Regions from separate parts of the Mus musculus genome. Here region 2 is linked to region 1. A link is a loop called in an ENCODE intact Hi-C map of the cell type or tissue named here. Cell type or tissue: left cerebral cortex. All regions are shown on one strand. Each heading gives the region's core, and the rest is flanking DNA. Links, peaks and the distances in the headings are about the cores only. Region 1 overlaps Diaph2 (diaphanous related formin 2). Region 2 overlaps Diaph2 (diaphanous related formin 2).

Region 1 (4,421 bases), core at 351-4,350:
ATAAACAAAATGACTACTTTATACATGGAATACATATTTCGCTCAGTATAATATTAGCTTGACTCCAAATGCAGATTCCCTTCATTCTAAATAGTGTTTGGGTTTTTCAGTTTCATTTCCTGTCTTTTATGTTGCCTCTTGCCATTTAGATGGAAGCATTCCCCAGGACCATTTTCTCTTTTTTTCTAAAAGCTCTCTTTCTTAATGCATTTTTCTTTGATAAAGGATTTTGTTATAATATAGAAGATGAACATCTCTATATTTAAACAACAACCTCTTAAAGAAATCTTCCATTCTTATGTCAACTACACATTGACTTACAGATTCATAAATTGAATATGGAAGTTTAGAAGACCACTTTCCTTCAGAATTTGGCATCTAATTTAATTGTCTTTTTTTTTCTATTGTGGTATTCTTGATCTCGTCACTTAAAACTGGATAGCTAGGCTTTGCTATTTATATTTTTAAAACATATTGTTAATTAGTTCTAACAAGCTAACAAGAAGCACAGATCATTATTTCTCCAACAGTCTTTGTTGTCCATCTTTTAAGAAATCACACACACACACACACACACACACACACACACACACACACACACAGTTTTTATTAGGGTCTGCTGATAATATAATTCAATTTGTTCCATCATGATAGTTTAATTGGCATCTGTCTTTGTCATTTTATTGGGAGTGGCACTTTTCTGATGCTTACAATTATCTGTTAGATTCTTTTGGTTAACTGTTAGATTCTTAAAGCTGGTCCCCATATTTTTAGTCCATAAACATAATAACTTGAAGGAAAAATAACTCTTAGAACAATGATGTCACCATATCACATCTTGATTTGATGATGTAAAATTGAAGCCTTGTACTATATCTGAAGTCCCAATAGCTACCATAGGCTTTTGACTTTAATTAGACACTAATGAATGTGATTAATTACTTGAACACAAATGAAAATATTTTTAAGATAGAAGACAAGTAAGTACTACAGATTACTATGGAACTGCTAAGTTAATTAAACCTACATGTTGCCTAAATATAAAAATCAACCATTATTTCCATGGTGAACAAAAAATGAAAGTAGTTTTTATCAACACTATATAGCAACCTTGCTGTCTCTGGAGAAAGAAGTGTTAAACTGTACTCCTTTACATACATGAATCAAAGTATGTCTGTAGTATACTCCTTTCTCTGTGTGGTGTGGATTATAAACTACAACTTAAATTACTTCTTTAAATATGCAAGTCGCCAAAAAGGGGGAGTGGGTGGGTAGGGGAGTGGGGGTGGGTGGGTATGGGGGACTTTTGGTATAGCATTGGAAATGTAAATGAGCTAAATACCTAATAAAAAATGGAAAAAAAATATGCAAGTCATGATTCATACAGAGATTCTTCGTTGATCTTATAAAGGCCAGCTCTCAGTTACAATTCTAGCATGACATAGAAAGAGAAATCTCAATTTTGCCAAGATAATCTCATTTTATTGCATTTCGATAGATTCTTCTCTGTAAATTGTTGGTAATGTCATCCTTTAATGACTAGAGAGGTACGAGGATTCTAATTTTATTTGAGATTTTTATTCATTTAAGGGGAAGAGTTCTCTCTACTACTTTTTAGAAATAGCAAAACTATGACTTATTTAAATAATTGTAAACTGCTCATTTCTTTTTTCCATTAGCAGAATATTGCTGCCTAACAAAGGGTATGATCTTAGGGGAAAAAAAAATAAGCAAACACTAATGAGTAGCAGCAGAGCAACAAGCAGCACTGGGTATTTTTTATCCCTTGTCTTTCTTATCATATATCAACAGATTTCATTTTCCACACGAATTTTTTCCTCATAAAAATATTTTCAAATTTTCTCCTGTACACACTGAGTCTAGTATATGACCTCAATCATTTTGAGACTCAAGGGCTCAAAGTAGTTAAAGTTTATATATTAGGTAGAAAAAATACTGCTGAATTTTCTATCATAAATTTGGACTCACTATGCGGCAACAAATAATTGAAGAATCATTACTTTTGCATGGGTCCTTTAAAAGTTGGATCTCAACTGTATAATTTTATATGATTATATTACCTACCAGTCCATTTTCAGATTACTACTTCTTTTAAATATCTATCTATCTATCTATCTATCTATCTATCTATCTATCTATCTATCTGTCTATGTGTATATATCTGAGTGCATATATATATATATATATATATATATATATATATATATATATAGATGCACAATATGAATGCAGGAGCCCATGGAAGTCAGAAGAGGATAATGGAACCCTTCAAACTGGAATGACAGAATCCTCAGTATGGGTGTCAAGCATGAGTCTGTGTACTCTCCAAATTCAGAAAGTTCCATGAGGTAATGTCACTTTGTTTTGTTTTAATACTTAGGTTCATCCTTTTCTTTTGTAATGGTGAGACTCTAACAAAAAGTCTCATACAAGTGAAGCCTCACTGTCTTTGACAGCTAATAAACTGAAACCTATATTTGAGATAATTATTTAACATCTTTATCTTGGTTATAAGTCAACCTAATGTAATCTTTTACAATGATATTTATCAAGAAAATCATGTTCTTTTTTCCTGATTAAAGGTAAGAGTATTTTTTTTTATTATTCAATAGGCTTACCATAGTGCATTATATACAGTCAGAATATGGAAATACATATTGAATAGATTGAACAAAGATGTTACTGTTAGAGTGATTTGTTACTTATAGTATATAGTATGGGGTCTCATAAATAATGAATGGATACATAGAAAAATTCCTACAAATTCACATATCATGTTGATTCATAATACTATAATGGATTTGCAAGTCTTATAGCCACCTCATAATATTGAGGTGTTATATTAAGGGTAATTATATTACATGACTGATTGCATATTAGCATAGTTTTTATACTGATATCATGTAAAATATACATTAACATATATTAATATGCAGTATATAGCATATGAACATGCATATTAATATGTTAATATGTTATATTAACATATATTATTATAGATTTTGTGCACATATATGAATATAATATATTAACATATATACTATATGATATTAATATATAGTTTGGTAAACATACATATATAAATATATATATATATACACATACATACATACACACACACATAAAAATACATGCATCTATACAAGCACACACACACTTCTCATGATTCGTGTTCTTTAGATAATTGTATCAGTAAACTATATGACTGGGATTTATGATTGTTCATATAGCTGTGACAATGTAGAGGTGATATAGAATAAGTTTTGACTCTAGGCTACTAAATCAAAATCCATTTAGTTCATCTACTGCCAATACACTGACATTACATTCTTTCAAATACATGCTTATCTTTTACTGTTCCCAAACATGTCCTGGCATGTTTCTAATTATATCATGCATTTCATAATTCAGTGTTCACTTGAGAGTCTTACATTTCATCAGCCACTATCAAATTTATGATAGAAAGGTCATTCCCTTAATAATTCTAACCAGTTTCTTCTTATGTCTTTCTTCTATTCATTCAGACATTTGAAGTACAGTAAATTTATTCTCTCTCTCTCTCTCTCTCTTTCTCTCTCTCTCTCTCTCTCTCTTCCTGTCTGTCTATTTGTCTGTCTGTCTCTATCTCTCTCACTTAATCTCTTATCTCTGTCTCTTGAGTACTGGAATTAAAGGCATATGCCAATGCTGCCGAGTCTCTGCTTTTATAGTTCCTAGAATATTTATATTATAATCTACTTTGCCTCCTAAATATTTGATTCTTTCACTGTTCTCTAAATGTTTATTATTTTAAAAAATTTAAATACTATCCCATGTGTAAGAAGGCACAATTACTTGGAATAAGGAAACCATATTTTCTCTTAGAAATTACTGTGATTAGGTTTGGTGGAAACCCTCTCTATTCATAACAATTATAAATATAACTGGGTAAAATGACAATAGCCTATGAGACTTGAGTTTATATTTGGGGAAAGTAAATGGTTTTTAACAATACAAAAAATGTTAGCTGGAGATGTTGACTAGTGTGAGGTCCTAGATCTGATGCCTAGAACTTCATCCACACACAAAGGTATGAGCAGGCAATGGCACTTTATATCAAAGAGAAATAATAGAACTTATTAAGAGTTTTTGGGAATACTAGAGAACAGCAATAAATTTTTTTATGTCTTAAAATGGAAATAATCATCAGAAAATCAAGGAGGCTCAATCACACAGGTCAGTTACAGTAAACATTCATAAAACAAAATACAATTGTTAAATATTTAAACAGACACACTGTAAATAGGATTTACATATCAATCTTATAGATGGAATGCTAACATTTTCTATGTAAGTTAGGATTTTTTATTCACGTTTCTTTCAGTAGATCTTCACTTACATTATAATCTAGATAAAAAAAT
Region 2 (4,421 bases), core at 301-4,300, 210 kb after region 1:
AGGTTTGAATAATTACAAACCTCATTCCCAAATAATGAAAGATTCAAAACTTTGATACTGAGATTCCAAGGATATAAAACTTTTAAAATGTAACTAAATTCTATTGTCCTCTTTAGAGCAAAAATCAATCTGCTTTCAAAATAATCCATCTCGAGAGATAAGAAGTAAACAACCTAAAATACTTTAGTCCAACGGGTTCATACATGGATAAATTTTTTAAAAAAAACTATAAAAGTGAGGCAATCTCTCTGAGGTCACGTGGCTAATAAGCCAAAAACAGGGGAATAGAAACTGTTATTGTACTACTGGAGTGTTTACACAGACTATAATGTGCTAATGCACCATGGTAAATAAAATTTACCTTCACTTCATACCAGAAAGAATAAAAATGTACTTGACTTTCACAAATTCAAATATGCAGATTCTGTTTTGAAGAATTGCATTTTAAAATGCCTTTAACTATTAAATGGGTCTCCCATGTTTGTTTCTGTTTTGTAATAAAAACATCAATGAGAAACAAATATTTAATAAAAAACACAGGAAGTCAGTAAATTTTTCCATTAAATACAAATGTGCAGGAATAGGACCATAATTCCAATTTTAAACCAGTGAAAATAAGCAGTGTGTTTGTATTAACTTGTTTTTGACCCAGAAAATTTTTATATTATCTACATTTTATTCATATGCATTTAACAGATATCATAAACTATATGTTTATAACTGAGTGGATGCATATAAAATAAATTAATAAAAATGGAATTCTATGAGTATCTTAGCAAAAGAGCTAGAAAATAAAAGAAGTTTTTATTTAACGAACAGGCTTCAAAACCTGCAAACATTTGTCCGCCTGTTTGATCACAAGTCATAGAGTTATAAAGTACAGTAATTGCCAACTCTAGGGCATTCTCAGACAGATTATCCATATCGCCATTAGATGTGATAAATTGTGCTTTTAAAATTTTATTGACACTGTCACACATTTGACCTTATTAACTACTCTGTTGACATTAACAAGGTCTTTCTTTATCCTAGCCACAGCTGGAGTTAGGGAAAAAGATGGTGTACATGAAAATAAGTACCTACCAAGAACTAGAAAAAAATGTACAGTGCAAGTTAATTAACAAAAGAAATGGAGAAGAATTTCCAGGCAACAGAATGTATTTATGTACAAAGGTATGGAGGTATAAGGAGGAAATTGTCTAACATGTTCATAAAGCACAGCATAGTATGACTATGACTACATCAGAAAGTATATTCAGATGAATAGTGAACTATGCACTTAGAGAAAAAGCAGTAGGCAAATGATGAAGTGTGCTTTTATTTATTCATTTGGGAAGAAAGGACACAAGGACTAGATTTTAACCCTAGGTCATAACAATTCTGTGAAGGATTTTAAGCAGTGATGTAACAAACCTATATGTCAGCACAATTACTTTGTGGAAGAGGATTGAAAGGGTTAGAATGAAGGTTAAAAATTCTTTTTAAAAAATCAGAACAAAGTCTAAAATAAAGAGGAGAATGAATGCCCTGGAAGTAATAAAAACAAACAAAACAGAAAACAAAAAACAAAAGGCAAAGCAAAACAAAACAAGACAATTGGCAGCAGAGCAATGACAGAGAGCTACTATGCCTAGAAATAAGTACAAAAATAGCTAAGTAGCATCTACCATGATCTGACATTAGGATTGCAGTATGTATATTGTTAAAGTGAATTTAAAGCCAACTATTACATTTCTGGCGTTTGTTAATTGAGACATAATGATAAGGAATACAAGAAAATATTAGGCCATGGGGGAAATAGAATTAGATTAGGGAAGCAAAGAAACTAGAACAGGCTGAGACATAGAGTTAAAGGCAATGCAGAACTTAAACATTCTGTGCTTGAAAGGATTAGCAAAGCAAAGAGCGGAACTCAGAAGGATGGGAAAGACAGTGGTCACATAATCAAAAGGAGAAAAATAAAGAGCTAAAGGTCCTAAGCAAAAATTTTCTCTCATAAACCTTGGATTTTCATTTCCATAGATGTACATGGGAACATGGATCCTAAACTCAGAAATATGCTGCATGAGAGATATGGAGGAGGACAAAGGAGATCACCATAGGATACAAGCAGGAGGGAAGGGGAGAGAAGCAGAGATGGAGGATGGGCAAAAATAAAATTTGTATGGAAATTCTATAGTGAACCAAATTAATAATATTTATCATTATTTTTTAATTAATTAATTATATTTTTCTCTCTCAAGATTTTATCTCCTGCTTGTATATCCTCCGACTGTTCCACATCCCACACTTCCTCCCTAGCCCCTGTCTCCATGAGAATGTCACCACCCCCTCTAATCTCCCTTGTGTCTCCAGTCTCTTGAGGGTTAGGTGCATCTTCTCTGACTGAACCCAGACCCGGCAGTCCTCAACTGTATGTGTGTTGGGGGCCTCATATCAGCTGGTGGATGCTGGCTGTTTGCTGGTCCAGTGTTTGAGAGATTTTGGTGCTCCAGGTTAATTGAGACTGCTGGTCCTCCTACAGGGTTGCCATTCTCCTCAGATTTATCGTTATTTTTTAAAAGCTAATTTGTAAAATAAAATAAACTCTTGCAATCAGAAAAATAAAGAACAAAGGAGATAAAACAGAAGAAAAAGAAGAGGAGCATAGTATTATGTAAGAAGAGAAGAGGCATTTACAAAGTTTTGATCGCTCATGCCAAAGCTGCTGCTTTTTATACCACTGCAAAAATAAATACCGTTACTCAACTTTGAAACAGACTGAAAAATTAAGGGATACTTCAATTCAGAATTTATCTTGTTACAATGGAAAGACAAGTCTTTTGTGCAAATTTTTGAATATATGTATATGTGTGTACACACATCCACACAAATGGATGTCTGTATTGTCTTCTATCTTCTTTTGAAAATTCAGTGACAGACTATGGATAGAGCTTCTATTTTCACCTATTACAAGTTTTGCTTCCCTCCCAGAATCTTTGGATATTGTTTCTCTATTAGCACAGTATCAGTGACATTCTTCTCCCTCAAGGCCAACTTCAAATATCGCTTAATTGGGTACTACTTCTATACTTCTCAGATTTGCTGAGAATTTAAATGAGCTAACATATGTAAATTGCTTGGAATATTATGTGGTATATCATTTAAAAAGGATATTTTAAATTTGTAACTTGTAGGGGTCCACATCAAAGACATGAATTTGAGTAGGGAGAGAAATGTGCCCTTCACATTTATCAGGTGATTTGCAGGAAATCAGTTAATTATTAAGCTACAGTGAAAATATGCATGGAGAAGATAAACCTGTATATTTGTGAGCACAGAAATGCTAATGCATATAAATATATCAATGTATAAGTAGATGGATGTAAAATGATAATTGGCGAAGATGAATGATAGAAAATAGGCAAAATGTCCCTGGAAAGGCAAGAAAAAAATTCACTAAAAACAGAATAATCTGGAGTATTCAGAGGCCAAGCAAAAAGAATGGCGCCCAGAGAAGCAAAGAAAACAAAATTTTCAAGGAGGACATGCTGATCAATGATGACAAGTAGCCACGACTTAGGAAATCATTGGATTTTGAAATTAGACCATCATTAAAGTTTTGGGGTTTGTTGTTTTAATATTGGAACTGTGAGAAAACTCAGTTGTGAGAGGGAAGTTAGAAAACAGAGAAAATAAATATAGATTATTCTTCTAGAGATGAGTACTATGAAATGAAAAGGAAGATGAGAGGCCAGCAACTGTAAATAAGTTGAAGTGAAGGAAATAAAGTGTGGGAGGCTGAACAGTGCAAATAAGCAGAAGGAAAGGCAATGAAGAGAGCACATGTGTGGATGTGATTTATCGTCGACCTGTTTCTTCAACCACTGAAAATAATGAAAATCCTATCATAGTTGAGCTTGAAAACATCTGTAAGAAGTTACTTTAAAATATAATTAGTTCAGTATTTTAACAGAATTACTTCATGACATTCTAATAAGAAGTCTCAGGATACTACCAAAATAGAAAAGTAATTCCGTTAAAATACAACACGAATTACATTTTAAACAACAGATTTTAACTTTTGTTTTTAATTTCACTATTCTGAACATATTTTATAACTTTTAGAAGATATTTCCTCATTCACATTAAATATGCCTAATAAACCTACTTCACAATTCTTAGGAGAGTACTAGGCTCTGTATATAATAAATTACTAAATTTTGTAGCTCATTAAAATAGGAAATTTCAAATTGTAGTTTGCATATGTTTGCATCTGTAATCAGTATTCAACAATTTCTTGAATATTTAGCAAGATGTCTATAATTTCTCCATATGGTACTTGTTAAACACTTGCTACTTAATCATTCTATTCTGTGCAGCACCATGAAGGCCAGAGAATGTCAGCAGTGTTTCATTGTCTGGGGTAAACTATTCTACAA

Evidence for each region. Hi-C counts contacts between places; a loop is a spot of excess contacts. Peaks named below come from ENCODE experiments on the same cell type or tissue, not always from the same donor. Only the 100,000 strongest peaks of a DNase experiment are listed, where the experiment ranks them.
Region 2: a loop joins it to region 1, with 8 times the contacts of the local background. A loop is called at or near these places in 1 of 42 quality-filtered maps.

Annotation. Positions count from the first base shown.
Region 1 is chrX:130,160,198-130,164,618 of GRCm38, reverse strand. All of the region lies in intron 22 of Diaph2 (diaphanous related formin 2), which reads right to left. Among named protein-coding and RNA genes, the nearest start is that of Diaph2, 410 kb to the right of the region's middle. In left cerebral cortex, for the core only: no CTCF peak of the experiment used is centred there; no DNase peak of the experiment used is centred there.
Region 2 is chrX:129,945,400-129,949,820 of GRCm38, reverse strand. The region is part of intron 9 of Diaph2 (diaphanous related formin 2); the gene reads right to left. Among named protein-coding and RNA genes, the nearest start is that of Diaph2, 200 kb to the right of the region's middle. In left cerebral cortex, for the core only: no CTCF peak of the experiment used is centred there; a DNase peak (open chromatin) is centred at 2,713.